Linked DNA regions of Homo sapiens: region 1 is linked to region 2. Evidence: chromatin loops called from intact Hi-C (ENCODE). Cell type or tissue: PC-3. All regions are shown on one strand. Region 1 has its middle 1.4 Mb from the start of LINC00971. Region 2 overlaps GBE1 (1,4-alpha-glucan branching enzyme 1).

Region 1 (5,000 bases), 1.8 Mb before region 2:
AGCAGGAGTGAAAGTTTATTAAAAAGCTTTAGAGCAGCAACAAAGAGAAGAAAGGTACACTTGGAAGAGGGCCAAGGGGGTGACTTGAAGGACAAGTGTGGGGTTTGACATCTTGACTTGGGGTTTTATACATTGGCGTACTTCCAGGGTCTTGCATCCCTTCTCCCCTGATTCTTCCGTGGGGGTGAATTGTCCACATCCCTGTGGCCTGCTAGCACTTCAGAGGGGAGCATGCACAGTGTGTTTACTGGTGTTACGAGCACACTCACTTGAGGCATTCTTCCCTTATCAGCAGAATGTCCTTGGAAGGTCATATTCGCCATTTTGCCTCTTAATGTGCATGCTCGAGCCCACTCACCCAACTCCTGAGATCTTATCAGAAAGCTGCTGATCACCAGTTTCAGGTGTTCCCTATCTACTGGGAGACTACCTTTCCCTGGCACTGGCTGTGACCTATTATTATTTTAGAGAGGCAGTGTGACAAACTGCCTGACCATCACCTAATGGTCACCTGACTTTCCTGGTGGGAGGTGGGGGCCCTCTCCTGCCCTATTAGTGTCTGACAAGCTACCTACTGTAAGACTTCCATTTCTCCTGAACTTCTAAATTATTCCATGGCATTCTGTCTAAGTAAGCTTTCCTTCCGCCACCCTATCACCTTCTTGCTCTAACGCAAATCTAGCTGTCCATGAAGATGCTATTTCTTCTGCAGCACTCTTAAAAGAGGGATTATTAATTTCTTCACATACCATTATATTTCACATATCAAATAGTTCACATACCAAATGAGATAAAGAAGATACAAATAAAAGCCATTGTTTCACATGCTGCTTGCCATTGTCTCTCCTCCTCCCTTTTTAAACTCTAGTCTGTGTGAAGTGAAGGTCATCAGATTTCACTGCATTTCATTCCTTCACGTTGCTATTTACTGACACTCACTGATAAGTTTAGTACCTAGCTTTCCTTTTCTTTCTCCTCTACAACTCTTTTCATTTTCGTTTATGATTTAAACCAACACATAAATGATTCATCCAAACTTCTAAACTCTCAGTTTTTTACTTCTTTGTCTAGGATAATATTCAGACAAAATTATAGGCGCCCTGAACATTTGTTCATTTTATGCCTTGTCAACAGATGTCCAAAATTATTCATCTTAAATATTTTTTGTTTTTTTTATAATGGTACAAAAGTGGAAAAAGGCCAAGTGACCATCAACTTCTAAATGGATAAATAAAATGTTGTATATCCATACACGAAGTACTGATACATGCTAATGTTATCGGGGGTCCTTGCTCCCAGAGCTCCCAAGACGGTGGCAGGCCACTTCCAAAATGGCAGCAAGCTGCTTCCACTTCCAAGATGGTGGCAAGCCTCGTGTTCTCTGAGCTGGGGTTCTTGGCCTCACGGATTCCAAGGAATGGAATCTTGGGCCATGCAGTGAGTGTTGTAGCTCTATTAGAAGCCGTGGGTCACGGAAGAGAACCGTAGAACCCAGTGACTAGTGTTCAGCTCGATTAGGACGAACTGGGCACTTAGCAGTGCAGGAACAATGGCAAGCATTTAGCCCGATTGGGAGTGGCAATGGGCGCCTCACTGGATCGGGAGCACAGCAGACACCCTGCCGCATCCGGAGGGATGGAAGTCAGCGGCAGGTCTGCGACAGGGGCAGCAAACAGCAGTGGTGGACGGCGAGCGAAAGCTCAGCTCGAGCCATAACAAACACAGGCCAAAAGAGAGTGCAGTTGCAAGATTTAATAGACTGACGACAGAGCTCCCACACAAAGGGAGGGGACCCAAAGAGGGTAGCACCCCAATGCCTGGGTTTATATCCTGATCATTGTTCCTCCCGCTGTGCTCTCAGGCAACAGACAATTGGCTATTTCTTTACCTCCTGTTTTTGCCCAATTAGCATTTTAGTAAGCTCTCTCTACTATATGATTGGTCGGGTGTGAGCTAAGTTGCAAACCCCATGTTTAAAGGTGGAAGCGGTCACCTTCCCAGCTAGGCTTAGGGATTCTTAGTTGGCCTAGGAAATCCAGCTAATCCTGTCTCTCACTATTACATGATTGAACTTTGAATGTATCTGTTAGGCCTCTGAGTGCAAGCTAAGCCATCATAACCCCTGTGACTTGCACGTGTACATCCAGATGGCCTGAAGTAACTGAAGAATCTCAAAAGAAGTGAAAATGGCCTGTTCCTGCCTTAACCGATGACATCACCTTGTGAAATTCCTTCTTCTGACTCATCCTGGCTCAAAAGCTCCCTCACTGAGCACCTTGTGACCCCAGCCCCTGCCAGCCAGAGAACAACCTCCTTTGACTGTAATTTTCCACTACCTACCCAAATCCTATAAAATGTCCCCACCCCATCTCCCTTGCTGACTCTCTTTTCTGACTCAGCTCACCTGCACCCAGTCGAAATAAACAGCCTTGTTCACACAAAGCCTGTGAGGTGGTCTCTTCACACGGACGTACATGAAAGTATCACGTTAATTTAAAGAGGCCAGCTGAAAAAGACCACATATTGTATTATTCCATTTATATAGAAAGTTGAGAAAAAGCAAATCTTTAGATATAAAGACTAGATTAGTAGTTGCTTGAGTATGGGGGTAGTTGCCTGAGTATGAGGATAGATTAGTAGTTGCCTGAGTATGGGGGTAGTTGCCTGAATATGGGGATAGATTAGTAGTTGCCTGAGTTTGGGGGAGTATTAGTAGTTTCCTGAGAATGAGGATTACCTGTAAAGGGAACCTTCTAGGAATGTTCTAAAATCAGATGCTGGTGATGATTGCACAAATAGATAAATTTGATATGAATCATAAATTGTACACTTAAAATGGGTGCATTTGTGTTTTGTAAATTATATCGAATGAAACATAAATATTTTACACCAAATTATATTTCTCTGACATATTTTAACTAGCTGCCACAGGGTCAGCAAATGGAAATGCGCCTGCAAAGTCTTTTGTGGGGGAAATTTGCATCTGTTGAGAATCTCCATTAATGCAGCTAGGCCTTCCCTTTCTAGGCTTTTTCTGGATCCAGGGGAGATTAACTTAGAGTCTGACATCTAAAGGGTATGAAAAGAGACATTTACTATCCATCCTTTCTGAGAGCTACTACCTACAAGGCTTCATCTGCATAACAAGGCTACCTTTGCTACCCAAGCCTCTTCTTTACTCCTGCCCCATAACCTGTCCTGGCAGTAAAACCTAATTTACCAATATTACCTGTGTTCGGCCACACTCTTGGCCTGCATTTTTTCTGTAAAGTCAAAATGACATACGAGATTTGTACCTCATAGGAAGCTTGGGTTTTCATTTTAAAGACTCCCATGCATACACATTAAATAAGTTTGTTATACTTTTTCTTGTAATGATCAATCTCCTTCCAGCTGTGATTTTTCAGTGAACGTTTAGGGGGTCAAGGGCCTTGATTTCCCCAATACCTCACCAGAATTATGTACCCCTTCCTCTTTGCCCAACCTTAATCTGATTGTCATTCTCTGTAACTGACTGAAAAATACAGTTAACTCCATTACCCATCTCCCCACTGACGCATTAATCTGCTTTTATATAAAGCTGAATGCTCTTGGAGATATCACACAAAGTGTTAAGTATTTCAAAATCATGATGAAAAATCTCAAATAGTTATCATCACTGCCAATCTTACCACATTTCTTTAGTAAAATCATTTTTTGAATTTCTGTTTTATAACACCTCCTATCTCCAATAAGCCAACTGCCTTCATCACTCTGCTGAAAACCTCATCAACTTCCTGTATCTGAAACCACATATTATGCCTTCATTTCTAGTAGAATGGAGTAATGAGTAGTTTTCCCAATCAAAATAAAGCCTCTCTATTTATTCCTGCAACCCATCCCGTATTACCTGTAAAAGCAAAATATAATGAAACAAAATAAAACACAAGCCTCAATCCTGCCCTTGTATCAGCCTTCTTCTTCATGACCACTTTTTCCTTTCTATTGTATCATTACTATCATCATTGTCATAAAATTATCATTATCATAAAATATTCCTTAGTGATTATCACCCACCGAAAGAAAATGCCATAACTCACATAATCATTCAGTTTCTACCCATTTTCTCTATTTCTCCTCCCACGGCCTCAGAAAGTTGTGCCTTTTCATTGTCTCCAATTCTTTATTTTCTAATTTTTCTTCACTGTACTGTAATGAGGCCACTGGTGCTGTTTAATTCCTCTACCATTAGAAAAAGTAGCTCTTAAGACCAACAGTAACCCATTTCTTGCCGAGATCAGTGGCTGGTTTTCTGTCTTATTACCTAGCTTCTTAGCTGTATTTGAGATTATTGGATAGCTTTTGCTTCAAACTGTGTTTAACTTTCAGGATACCCCATGTTCTTCATGTTCCTTCAATGTCCCTGGGGATCTATCTGACAGCCCTCCAATTCTTCCCCAATTGTCTCCAAATTTTTTGATGTCACAATTTTAAAATTGCAAACTAAATAATGTTTTAAATGTTAACCTTCACAAATAAAACTGCTACATTACTCTTAAAAATGTATCCATTGAAATCTAAATGTAATAAACATTTAATATTTATTGTCATCTTAAGAAAAAAAAGACATCACCAACTTGTTTTTTCCAAGTAAAAAGTAACTAATTGTTTTCCTCCTGAACTTATATTTCCATTCTATTCCCTCAACAAAATTTTATTCTAATCTGATATGTTACTTACTCTTGAAAGCCTTTTATTTGTTTTCCTATTGTAATTCTCAGCCATGAAATATGTAAATAAATTACAAAATCATTTTTGAAAGTTCAGGTTACCATAAGTTTCTTCTGGCAAAATTATTATATAAGAGCTCCTCAAAACAACATACATATTTTACAGACTTTGATATGTAATTGTAAAGCATAAAGAATAGCATTATATTTGAAATGCATTAATCAAGTGAATGCAGCTCTTTAATATATTTGCTCATGGATGCATGAATGAGGTTTATCTATCATAACGTA
Region 2 (5,000 bases):
CAGTATACAATAAGAGGAATTAAAATTTAATATAAATAATCCCCTTTCCATGTCAGTATAAGCTCCATGAGAGCATGGCCTTTGCTGTGTGTGTGTGTGTTTTTTTTTTCCTACTCCTGTATACTCTCAATTCTTTGAACAGTGCCTGGCAGAGTAGACACTCAAAAGATATTTATTGAGTGTTAAAGCCATTTTGAGACTCAGTCTTTGAAGAAGTAAATCAAATAATTTGATTCTTCGATAGTTTATAAGGGCTAATTTTATAGAAACTGTGGCAAGGCAACTATTATTGTTTTCATTGCTGCTTTAAGTCTTAATGGCTGTTTTTTTAACCTTTGTTTTAGGTTCGGAACTTTTTTTGAGAACTGAACTTACTACTTTTTAAAAAGTGTTGCAGGAATTTTTTCTGCCTGTTTCCTTTTTATTTTTTTGAGATAATTGGCAGATTAACTTTACTGAGTTTTTACTTGTTACAATCAATTAACTAAGAGAACTAATCTAAATAGCAAACAGCTCCTTGGCACCAGCTGCAGCTGTGAAATCTCTGAATTCCTTGATTCTGTGACCCTCAAATGTTCTAGTTGAAGCCGAGGAAAGTTCCCAATCATAGTGGAGCTTTGGTTGCAGGGTTACACTACAGTCTATCACCTCATAAGGTTGATTTTTAGCTGCCGAGTTCTATTTATTCATATTTTCACTAGTTCAACAAATATGTGTTGAGTATCTTCTGTGTACCTGGTACTGTAATATGCATAGGGAATCAGAATTTTAAAAATTACTGCCTTTAAGGAAATAATCTAATAAATGAGTTATTTTTAATTTTTATCTGCTCCAATAAGCCTAAGAGCTAGGACACAGTCCACTCAGTAGAAGCAGCTTCCTGTGGAAGTAACTATCAAGCTAAGGAGCTAGGTGTGTGGAAGAGGCAGGATGGGCTGTTTCAAGTTTTTAAATTTGAAAAACAGATTTTCCTTCTTTTGGTGGAGAATCACTGTAATAAACATAACTAAATAGACATAAAGCTCCTTTCCCTCTCAAAGAGGGCTCTGTATGATTATATTATTAAACACTCATTACCTCATTACTAGACCCAGCATCATCTATTAAAAGATAAGAATAAACAGCTCATCGATTTTTTTGCTTTGTTAGCTCAAGTAGGAGGCATGAAAAATACCAACATAAGCAGCTACCACTTACTGAATGTTTCCCATTGACAGCTAACTAATTTACATATATTTTGTCATTGACTCATTACAAGAACTCGATACAGTAAGTACTTTTATTACTGGCTCACCCTACATTCTGCTTTGCCTGAACAGTACCAGTGTATACCTGTTATCTTAATTATTATTATTTTTGATTAATATAGCTTTATTTTCATTTTTTATTTTGATTTTACTTTAAGTTCTGGGATACACATGCAGAACGTGCAGGTTTGTTACATAGATATACGTGTGCCATGGTGGTTTGCTGTACCTACTGACCCGTTCTCTGAGTTCCCTCCCTTCACCCCCACCCCACAACAGGCCCTGGTGTGTGTTGTTCTCCTCCCCGTGTATTCTCATTGTTCAACTCCCATTTATGAGTGAGAACATGCAGTGTGTGGTTTTCTGTTCCTGTGTTAGTTTGCTGAGAATGATGGCTTCCAGCTTCATCTATGTCCCTGCAAAGGATATGATCTCATTTCTTTTTATGGCTGCATAGTATTCCGTGGTGTGTATGTACCACATTTTCTTTATCCAGTTTATCATTGATGGGCATTAGGGTTGGTTCCATGTCTTTGCCATTGTAAATAGTGTTGCAATAAACATATATGACCATGTGTCTTTAGAGTAGAATGATTTCCCTGATGAACATCAATGCAAAAGTCCTCAATAAAATACGGGCAAACCGAATCCAGCAGCACATCAGAAAAGCTTATCCATCAAGATCAAGTTAGTTTCATCCCCGGGATGCAAGGCTGGTTCAACATATGCAAATCAACTAATGTAATCCATCACATAAACAGAACCAAGGACAAAAACCACATGATGATCTCAGTAGATGCAGAAAAGACTTTTGATAAAATTCAACATCCCTTCATGTTAAAAACTCTCAATAAAATAAGCATTGATAAACCATACCTAGAAATAATAAGAGCTATTTATGACAAACCCACAACTAATATCATATTGAATGGGCAAAAGCTAGAAGCATTCCCTTTGAAAACTGATACAAGACAAGGATTCCCTCTCTTACCACTCCTATTCAACATAGTATTAGAACTTCTGGCCAGGGCAATCAGGCAAGAGAAAGAAATAAAGGGTATTCAAAAAGGAAGAGAGGAAGTCAAATTGTCTCTGTTTGCAGATGACATGTTTCTATATTTACAAAACCCCATCATCTCAGCCCCAAAACTCCTTTAGCTGATAAGCAACTTCAGTGGAGTCTCAGGATACAAAATCAATGTGCGAAAATCACAAGCATTCCTTTACACCAGCAATAGACAAGCAGAGAGCCAAATCATGAATGAACTCCCATTCACAATTGCTACAAAGAGAATAAAATACCTAGAAATACAGTTAACAAGGGATGTGAAGGACCTCTTCAACGAGAGCAACAAACCACTGCTCAAGGAAATAAGAGAATTTTAATAATCATTGTAAGAAATGAGTAGCATTCTGTCTCTAGTTCAGAATAATATTAAATTTTAATTTTCAAATAACAATCAGAAGGTACAAATTTTAGTAGCTGACATCTGTCATCTCTAAACCTATTTTTCAAAATCTAAATACTATAAGTCTTTTGTCACATTTTTATTCTACAATTGAGCTCTCTAAAGGAGCTGGAACAGCTTTCATTTTATTATTGTAGATCATGATATTTTTCATAGATTTAACTGTGCTTTTTAGGCAATTAAAATCATAAGGCTAAAATAAACACATAATTTAGAGTTTTTCCTTAAAATTATTTTCTAGATAAGTTCTGTATTTGAGTAGATCATTTATGTGTCACATTGATATGTTTGTGGCAGTGAAGTTATATCTCCCTCTTTTGGAAAGCCAAGGCATGGCATTTTGGTTGAGTTTAAATTGTTCTTTTCATATTTTCAGTTTACATAGTTTCCTGAACTTACAGATTGAAAAATAATATTTTTCTCTGGAATAGATTTTCCTTTGAAATTTTTTACATTAATAAAAAGTTAAACTTTCATACATATATGCACATGTATATTTCTTTGGATGTGTGGAAAACAACAGGACATTTGACATGTGTTTCAACCCAGGAAAACTTTTTATTTTGATATTTGAAATGCCTTTATTTTTAGTTGAAGAGAGTCAGTTTTACTTTTTCTGTAATTATGCAACATGATTCATAATGTCTGTTTAAAAAATAGGACTTAATTTAAAAAATATGGAAAGAAAAGTAGCCCTTCTTATAATCATTAATGGCCTGGCCCTCCAGGCTACCATCCACTCTTGACAGATTTTATGGGTATTCTTGCTCATCAGTTTTTAGGCATTTGTAAACTGTCCTTGCCCTTGTCCTCTGCCTCCCTGTATTTATATGCTTTTTATTATCATAAAAATATGATTATACTGTGCCTATTAGTCTTCAGTTTGCTGCACCCCTCCTAATATATCATGCAAATCTCAAAAGGTACATTATTATGTTAGTTACTTGAAGAATCAAGTCCATACCCATTACTAATAAGAGTGATGTCTACAAGGTATAAATTAGCATTTATTCTGGCTAAGCATTCGACTATAAAAAGAAATAAAATGTATTAATATACTCATTCTAGATCACTCAAGTCTGTTTCTTATAATAGCTAACATAATTTTATAACAATTGTATGCTTTCTTGAGGTATTAAAATCAGGGCTGCACCTTCATTACCACTGCTTAGAAGAACAAAATGTTCATTTTCTACCCTCCCTGCTTCCTGCATTTGGGTCATAGAAGTGCTCTGAATTTACCCTGTAAATTGTTCAACAATGTTGAGTGTTTTGCGGGATGTGGTTTTTGTTTTTTCTGTGTACTCCTTTGTAACTTTGCCTACAGATTATAAAGAAGTGCTTGAGATTTAAAATTTAAAATTAACCATTAACATATCCCAAGAAGACCACTTATATGTAATGTAGAAAGAAAATGTTTACAAGAGCTAACAGTAGGTTATTTTAGTTTAACAAGTCTCATGTCTTTTTTTTTTTTTTTTTGAGACGGAGTCTCGCTGTGTCCCCCAGGCTGGAGTGCAGTGGCGCAATCTCGGCTCACTGCAAGCTCTGCCTCCCGGGTTCACGCCATTCTCCTGCCTCAGCCTCTCGAGCAGCTGGGACTACAGGCGCCCGCCACCACGCCCGGCTAATTTTTTTTTGTATTTTTAGTAGAGACGGGGTTTCACTGTGTTAGCCAGGATGGTCTCGATCTTCTGAGCTCGTGATCCGCCCGCCTCAGCCTCCCAAAGTGCTGGGATTACAAGCGTGAGCCACCACGCCCGGCCAACAAATCTCATGTCTAACATCAATCTAGTAATTTTCATTTGTTTAATTTTCATAAATTACTTAAAGAACTTATTTAATCAGCATTTCTAAGAGGTTAGAAACACTACTTCAACCCACAGAAATTAAATGGATGTGTAGTATAATATATGTGAATATATGTGTGTATATATAAATGTGTATTACTATTATGAAACACTGTTGCAAACTTCCTTTGAATTAAAAAATTCTCTCAGAATAGGCATTATTTCATATACAAACTAGAATGTAATGAAATAATATAAATTGAAGAATATACAGGTGATGGCTTTTGTTTGTTGCCTTTGTAAATAACAATGCCATTGACATTTGCATACTTATATTAAACAAGGTTTACTCTGTCATTATGCTAAATATAGTTAGTTTGTGATTGCCAATTCTATGTCATTGACTTAAGAAGTCACATTTACAGTCATGTTGAGAGGTTTGAAGTGATAATAATAATGAAATAATAATCCGTAATGTTTTGCACTGGTAATTA

What was found. Peaks named below come from ENCODE experiments on the same cell type or tissue, not always from the same donor. Only the 100,000 strongest peaks of a DNase experiment are listed, where the experiment ranks them.
Region 1: it touches region 2 in a loop (10-fold over the local background); 6 of 110 quality-filtered maps call a loop at or near these places.

The regions. Positions count from the first base shown.
Region 1 is chr3:83,511,973-83,516,972 of GRCh38, reverse strand. No RefSeq gene overlaps it. Among named protein-coding and RNA genes, the nearest start is that of LINC00971, 1.4 Mb to the left of the region's middle. RefSeq lists an enhancer at 1,575-2,774. In PC-3, no CTCF peak of the experiment used is centred here; a DNase peak (open chromatin) is centred at 2,322; H3K27ac peaks cover 1,344 bases.
Region 2 is chr3:81,664,734-81,669,733 of GRCh38, reverse strand. The region is part of intron 3 of GBE1 (1,4-alpha-glucan branching enzyme 1); the gene reads left to right. Among named protein-coding and RNA genes, the nearest start is that of GBE1, 94 kb to the left of the region's middle. In PC-3, a CTCF peak has its summit at 3,021; no DNase peak of the experiment used is centred here.